3 separate regions of the Mus musculus genome follow, and all the other regions are linked to region 1. Evidence: chromatin loops called from intact Hi-C (ENCODE). Cell type or tissue: left cerebral cortex. All regions are shown on one strand.

Region 1 (2,500 bases):
TCATTTGACCCATGCATGGCCCAGAACTCTCTCTGGTTCCTTTGCCTTGCCTAAGAATCTTAGAGAACCTCCTTGGCCAACTCTCCCTTAGTAAGTGGAAAGTTCTATTAATTTCCCTGACCGTAAACACAGGTCTGTGTTGTTCTTTTCATGTCATGTGGTGTGATATGAGTACAGCTTCATTTCTCTAACTCATCTCCCCCCTCCCAATCCCCGTTATTGACAACACCATCATCAATAACCTGCCTCTGAAAACATTCCGCCATTTCCAAAGGAGACACAGCTGAACTGTGTAGACTTTTTCAGTTTCATGACCCCTGAGGGACACATGGTTTCCCGGATGGAGCTGCTGAGTCCAGAGCTGCGGCTAGTCGTCCTTGAGAACGAGCAGACAGGTCTCCGTACTGCCCCACGATGCAGAGCAGATAGGAAATGGATCCATTGTCTCTTCTTTCTGGAAGATTCTCACCATCCTTTGGCCTACCTGTTCTCTGGATAGCTGCCTGTCCTCTCTGGAACAGAGGGGCTCCCAGGGTCTGAGCTCCTACCTCCATCACAGCAAAGGCTCTCCCAGCCCTGAGGAGCCTGTGACTACTTTAAGAAAATCCTTCCAGGGCTTCAAAGAGTAACAGGATAGCTTTCTGGAATGCTTGTTAAAATTCTTGAATATGTTTAAGGGATTTACATGTTCAAAGAGAGAATGCTTTCTGTTTGATGTTGACAAAAAGACGCGCCCCCCCCCTTTCCTGTGAATTTAAATAATTTGCCTGATTTCGGTGCGGAAGACCACAAGACTCTGTTCTCAGTGGTCGAGATGTGGTATTTGTTAGAAGACACCCCACTCCCAATCCCCCACCCCGTGACTAACTGCAGGGGAAGATGTGTGTAAATGATTCGGAAATATGTTTTCAAACAAACGGCCATCTGAAAGTTGTCAGCTGGGAGGAAAATGGCGCCACCCTTGCATAAAGAGATTTGGTTTCTCTGAAACAATCACACACAAAGAAACAGAAATATCATCTTAAGTAATCATTAATGACGACCCAATAGGGACCTTCCAGAATAAATGGAAATCAGTCGCCCCCTTGTGGACAAGGCGGTAAGTACTGAGTTCTGAGGGAACTGTGGTATATGTACTCTTACACATCTGGCTGATTCCGACGCCCTTTACCTACAGGGTCCCTGGCACACGGCTCTGAGATGGTGAAGAATTGAAATGCTACTAAAGCCCCTCCCTGAGCAAGAAAATCTTGGCAGGATGACGCCAGAAGCATGGGGAGGGGAAGGCTCTGCTCCTGATGGACCACGGTGAGCCTTGATGCTGTCCAAACAGGTTCTGCCAAACCCCAGGAGCGGCTTCTGGGCAAACATGGGACTAGCACCGGGACTGGCACGTGAAGGCGAATGCAAAGGGTTTGGGAGATATTTTTTTCTCCCAACAAGGAAGCAGGCCGCTGTTGATTTCCCCCTGAGGGGCCGGAAGTGCACTGCAGCAGTGTTCCGGTGGGCTGCTGGGCCTGGGTCTCCTCCTCCGAGCCCTGCATCCTGGGGACCAGTGCTTGTGCATTTGTCCCACAGAGATACTGTGACTGCAGCCAGCCCTGCAGCATCCCGCAGACCCCAGCCTTCAGAGTCTGTCTCCTCCAACCCTGCCTGCGCCCAGCAGCGCGGACCACGTGCTCCCGAAAATCAGGAGTTTCAAGCTTTCAACCTTTGCTGTTATTCATCGTGGGGCCAGGGTCCCTCCTACCCACAATGTGTACTCTCTGGGCAGAGAACAGGATTCCTGGCAAACAGAAGCTGGGAGCGCAGCCTGGAGTGCGGTGTCTCCAGATCTGACTCTGACCCTGGGATTCAGGATGTTCATATGAACATGTACGTTAAGTGAATCCTTGGCGTAGGCTTCTGTAGTGGGCCGTGGGTCCACCATTGTGCAACCCCCGCATAAGTCTTTTCCTATCTCTTGGCTGTTTGCAGGGATGAACTGGCACGATTTAAGTAAAAACAAACTGAACTTCATTAAAAAAACAAAAAAAGTAAACTTTTGTTTCCCAGAAAGTCCTCAATAACAACATTAGGAAGGCATTCCTAAGAAGAAAATATTCACAATGCAAATGTTCGACAAGGGGCTTGTATCCTGCATATATAAGGAGTGTTTGCTATGCAACAACAAGAACAGGCAAAAATGAGGATAAGATGATAATATAAGCTCCTGACAGCCCAGTCCTACTGTGACTGGAAATTCTAAATAGAACATACAAGCTGCTATGTGAGAACTCTAAAAGGTGAGTGAATGCAGATTGGGGGGGCGGGGGAGAGAAAAATCTGTGAGCAGCCATGTGCTCCTCCCTCCTCCCTCACCCTGCTCTTTCCTTGTCTGGTCCTCCCTCACCCCCTCTGTTCCTCCTCCTCTTTTCTTCCTCTTCCTCACTCCCCTGTCTTCTTCTGTTTTTCTTCCTTCTCATGGAAACAGCAGAGGCAAAAGGATACAGCACAAGGG
Region 2 (2,500 bases), 78 kb before region 1:
GAGATTTACCCTTGGATTTTTTTATATAATATGCAAACCATAAATATCTAAATTAAAGGATTAATTAGATCCTTTTTTTAAAGATCAGACATAAGACAAGAATGCCCACCCCTAGGCTCCTACTCAACACCACAGCGGTGCTCTTAGGCACTTGAATTTCAGGTGTCAGTTGGCAACTGGATTTAAAAATTGAAGATTTGGGGAATAAGAGCTTGGAGAGACAGATTTTAGGAAATGGAGAAAAGGTGTGGGTGGATGAGATCCGGAAGAAGAGCTGAAGGAAGGGAAGGCCTAGGCCTGAGGGTGAGGCTGTGTGGTCACTGAGACACAGTTGACCACCGTTTCTGTGAATGTGAAAGGAGGGGCCTCCTGGGCCTACACTGTGCTGTGTGCTCCATAGAGAGCACTGTCTCCCCCTGAGCAATGAGAGGCGAGGCTGACCACTTCCACGTTCAGCAGGTGGCACTTCTGTGGAACGCCAGGGCTGTCTCCTCCGGTGGCTGTGGATGCTTTATTACTTGGTCCAGTCCCCAGGCAGGGCCTGCTGTGCTCTGGAGTTCTGTAGAAACAGGAATGCTAGAATCACCGCGTCTACAACATGCTGTCAGCCTTGGCGTTCTTGTTGATGTTCCGTTTTTCTCTCGCCCACCCCCCCAACACCCCAGCCTCAGGAAGATGAAAACTCGGGGCACTTCACATGGCCTTAGGATATTGATGACAACTGTAAAAGATGGAGCCAGATGGATTTAAATTTTTCTCCTGAAGACAAAACATAGCTTGCCTCCGCTAAGATCTTATCTATTTAATGAGCAGAGGCAGTATAATTAAGGCTTTTTCTCCAAGGCTGTAGACGTGCCAGGCCTGCTGGAAACTTTGTTTGGTTTTCATAAATCAACTCTATTTGGGCCTGAACGTACTCAGGGCCCGGTTCTACCCTGCGTTCATGGAGGTTGTCATAACGGCGTCTTGTTTTCTCACAGTTAACCTATCCTTGATCACAGGGAAACATCTTGGATGCTGTTGACCATGGCTGGATGGCCACGCTTAAGGCAAAGGCAGACCATGGGATGAAGGAGTGTGGCTGGCCAGTGGGTGGGGTGAGGGGCCTTACCAGGGTTCTGAGAATGAGTCCTCTATCTCTGAGGACCTGGCACTGACCTGTGTGGGGCAGCCCTTGGCCAGTGAATAGTCCTCACTTTGGTGACTTTCTTGGCTCTGTTGGATATAAGAGGTCTGAAAGTTTCCCCAAGAGCCTTGTGAATTAAATACATTTGCGATTTGTATTCTAAACAAGCTTGCGTGGACTAAATATGCTGGCTGTATTGTTTTCTTGGCTCTTATTCATTTGTTAATAATGTGTTGTTTTTTTGGGAAATAGCCCTCACTCTGTTGGCTCAGAAGAGGAATCCAAGGGAAATGTCATGCTGAATCCTGTGCTAGAATTCAAAGCAACACGTGTGCAGGAGTGATCTGGTCAAACAAGGATATGGTTTCCTAAATGGGTGGATCCAGACAGAAGGTGGACCATGGATGGTAGATGCTGCTTCAAATATGGCTTCTGATGAGCACATTGAATGGAGCAAGGGATCACAGGACCCACGGACTCTGGAGGACACATAGCTGTGACCTCTGAAAGGGAATCAAGGGAGGGGATGGTCCTACAAATCCTGACCCTGTGGCATACAAGCAGGAAGAGGGTCCAGATGATGCTCGGAGAGTTTTGGGTTTGCTGAGTGGGCTCGGCCCATCACATGTGTCAGCATCCGGTCAAAGATCACAGCACACACTTGCTGGACTTCGATGTCTCATTCTGAACTGGGTTCTTTATACAGCCACAGCTGCTCAATTATGTTCTGAGTTGTTTCCTGATGGGCAGTGGGGACAAGTTGAGAACAGCTGCAGCCGGAAGAGGAGAGAAAGAGGAGGAGGAGGAGGAGGAGGAGGAGGAGGAGGAGGAGGAGGAGGAGGAGGAGGAGCCTGTGTCCTCCTGCATTTGTGGCCTTGCCCATCATGGAGCTAAACTTGCAGAGCTTGGAAGGAGGTAGGAGCTGAGTTTCCAGGCTCTTCCATGGTGACCCTCTTAGCACAGGGCATGACTGCTCCTGTAGGAGTTTTCTGGCCTTGGGTATAGAAGAAGGTGGAAGCCTGGCCTGGTCTGCCTCTCACAGTGGTGGTGTGGCTGAGTGGTAATGTTTCTGCACATAAGCTCATGTCCCATTACAACCCATCTATCTGGGCCTTACCTTTCTGCATACTCAGAGTGGGGTGACTCACCCTCTGCTAATTGTCAGAGAGGTAAGGGCAAACAGTAGCTCATTGTTGAAGGCTGACGTCTCAAGAGAAGGTCCAGTCTTACACCGTCAACGTTTGTGGAGCAATTGCTGACGTGGGATCCATGTTCTTTCTGTGGGACCACACAGGTTTGAGCCTTGGGAAATTTCTAGTTAGTAGACAGCAAGTCCACGAGGTCACACAAGTTCCCAGGCAGTAACCAGCATTT
Region 3 (2,500 bases), 120 kb before region 1:
CAAGTGGTGAGGGCTAAGCAACTCCTAGGAGGGGTCTATAGTATGATGTTCATGTGTGACTATCTAGGGGCTGTGAAGAAACCGGGGTACTTGTCATATACATTCATAAGAATCTGTAGGGCCAGGTAGAGCTCAGTAGGCAGCTATGACCATGGTAACAGGAGGGAGGCCGCCCCACCTTGTGAACATTGCACCAGACGGTGGTGGATGTAATTCCACCCTACCCCTCTATTCGCCAGCACACGGCTCTCCATTAAACGGCTTCCGTTTACTCTCTGTAAACCTGTGGGTTGTCATAGTGCCCATCCAAGGCACCTGTGAGAAGGACATACGATCATACAGAGCAGTTGTCAGGATGCAGGACACCATGCTCAGACGATGGTACTTAGGGGCATCATTTTGTGTATATATTTTATTCGTCACTTTGACTGGGGCAACTTCCCTCAAATTGGTACTTTTAAGTTGTTCATTCGCCAGGGCAGAAACAGGCACAGTGAGGAAGAAACATCTCACCCAAGGTTTTAGAACCAGGAAGCAGGTGACTAAGCCAGGAGGGCCTATGGATATGTGACTGCAGAGTAGGACCACTCTACTGTCTTCAAGCCCCTGCATTCTGGTGAAGTGCTGCTTTGACCCAGTGACAGGGTCCAGGTATCTTAGGCTCACAGAGGGCTAGCCTTGGCTCCCAGACTATGGTTTGCACCTTGCTGTGTTGTTAGCCTGGAAGCTCCTAGGGGTGCGAGTACCCAGAGGGGCTTCTGGGTGGGTGGGGGAGTGGTAGTTGGCTAACTGCAGAATCTGTACTTTCTCTTTTCTTCTCTTCTGTGTGCCTCTAGGGGAAGCTGTGCTTAAAGAGCAAGCAGAACCCACACCCGCCATTTCACCTGTCCTTAAAGTCACAATGGCATTGGGACACTGGGCTCAGCAGAGGGAATGCAAGATAATTTTTGCCATTTATTACACTAAAAGATTAAAATTTGGGCTAGACCCAGGTTTAATTCCCAGCCCCGACAATTGTCTGTAATTCCAGTTCCTGGGGATCTGACACCCTCACACAGACATACCTGCAGGCAGAACACCAATTTATACACAATAAAAGTACATATATTTTTAAAAAGATTAAAAATTGTTTCATGTATAGCAGCATGGGTTTATTTCAGAAATATAAGAAAACTGGCAGTTTTATCCACTCAGAGGTCTGCACCAAGATGAAAACAGCACCACCTTTGGAGCTTGAATGCATGCGCACAGCTAAGAGCCCCTGTACGTCTGGTGTGATGATCTGCCTGTTGTAGCATTCTTCATGTCTCTTTAAAAAAATGATGTTATTCAAAACCAAGAAGTCTGTGTCTGACATCAGTTGATCTGCATGTGACTTTGAGCAAATGACTCTTATGCCTTAGTCGTCCTCTTCTGTGAGAGGGGATGATAATGGTACTTCCAGCACAGCGAGGAAGAAAGTCTAACAATGGCTGTCTCCCAATGGAAAGCCCGAGAAGCCAATCGCTGTTCAGTCTGTGAGGCTGGATGTCTCAGCTAATCTTTAGTACTCATCAGAATCCCAAAGAAGGCTCTAATACCTGCCTCAGCAGCAGGTTATAACTTGGCCGTGAGAAAAGCAGGCCGAAGGCAAAAGCGCCTTTCTTCCATGTCTTTTATGTAGGCTGCCATGAGAGGGCGTGGCCCAGATTTAGGCCGGGTCTTCTGACCCCAAATGATCTGGATTTAAGATGTGTCTTCCTACCGCAAATGATCCAATTAACTAAAAAATCACTCACAGCTATTCCTAGCTGTTTGGGTTTTTAATTAATTCCAGATGTAGTCAAGTTGACAACGGAGAATAGCCATCACAGGGAGGAAACTACACCTGAGAATTTGGTTACCTTTTTCTTTTTACACTCGCTGAGCACCGGCTATGGGCCAGGCTCAGTGCAGGCACTGGGGACTTACCTGTTCCCAGGAGAGGGTCTAAGCGCCCACCACAATTGTGAGATAACTGTGTAAATTCCTCAGAGGTAGACACCACAAAGAAGCTAGTACCGTGTGTGTGATGTGATTCTGGGCAGAAGTAGGGAAGCCTTTCCAGATGAAGCGATCACCAGCTGGGCTGGCTGCGGAGGATAAGATGGCCGACGGGAAGAAGGCCATTCCTACCTCAGAGCCCTGGCTGAGTGCCCAACAGTGACTATTCTCTATGGCCAGCCATCATCCTTCCCCCTGCCTTGGAGACCCTGCCTTGCCTTATCTCTCCGGCTGCAGTGTTCCCAGCTGGGGATCTACGCCCTCCTGCCCTCACCCTCCTCATCCTCCCTGCTCATGTCCACCCCTCAGACTCAAGCACTCCAAGTTCTCTGGCAGCCCAGTTGCAGTTGCTCTCTGTGCCATGACCATTTTTAGGCACAGCGCTCGCTACCATGGCAGACAGCGTTGCTTTCATGTTCGTTGTGGGTGTACTGTAGGGGAACTTCTCAGCCACCTACATCTTCAGTGAGCCTCTGAG

Evidence for each region. Peaks named below come from ENCODE experiments on the same cell type or tissue, not always from the same donor. Only the 100,000 strongest peaks of a DNase experiment are listed, where the experiment ranks them.
Region 2: a loop joins it to region 1, with 2.6 times the contacts of the local background. A loop is called at or near these places in 2 of 42 quality-filtered maps.
Region 3: a loop joins it to region 1, with 4 times the contacts of the local background. A loop is called at or near these places in 22 of 42 quality-filtered maps.

What each region holds. Positions count from the first base shown.
Region 1 is chr13:56,421,424-56,423,923 of GRCm38, forward strand. It overlaps Gm46418 (a long non-coding RNA gene), which reads left to right. Exons shown (of 7, transcript XR_003950506.1): 7 at 1,178-2,389. Among named protein-coding and RNA genes, the nearest start is that of Gm3045, 3.9 kb to the right of the region's middle. In left cerebral cortex, a CTCF peak has its summit at 1,091 (motif pointing left); a DNase peak (open chromatin) is centred at 1,091.
Region 2 is chr13:56,343,794-56,346,293 of GRCm38, forward strand. It overlaps Gm32003 (a long non-coding RNA gene), which reads left to right and starts at 1,967. Exons shown (of 3, transcript XR_382481.2): 1 at 1,967-2,041. In left cerebral cortex, no CTCF peak of the experiment used is centred here; a DNase peak (open chromatin) is centred at 1,446.
Region 3 is chr13:56,296,967-56,299,466 of GRCm38, forward strand. No RefSeq gene overlaps it. Among named protein-coding and RNA genes, the nearest start is that of Cxcl14, 1.7 kb to the left of the region's middle. In left cerebral cortex, a CTCF peak has its summit at 1,249; no DNase peak of the experiment used is centred here.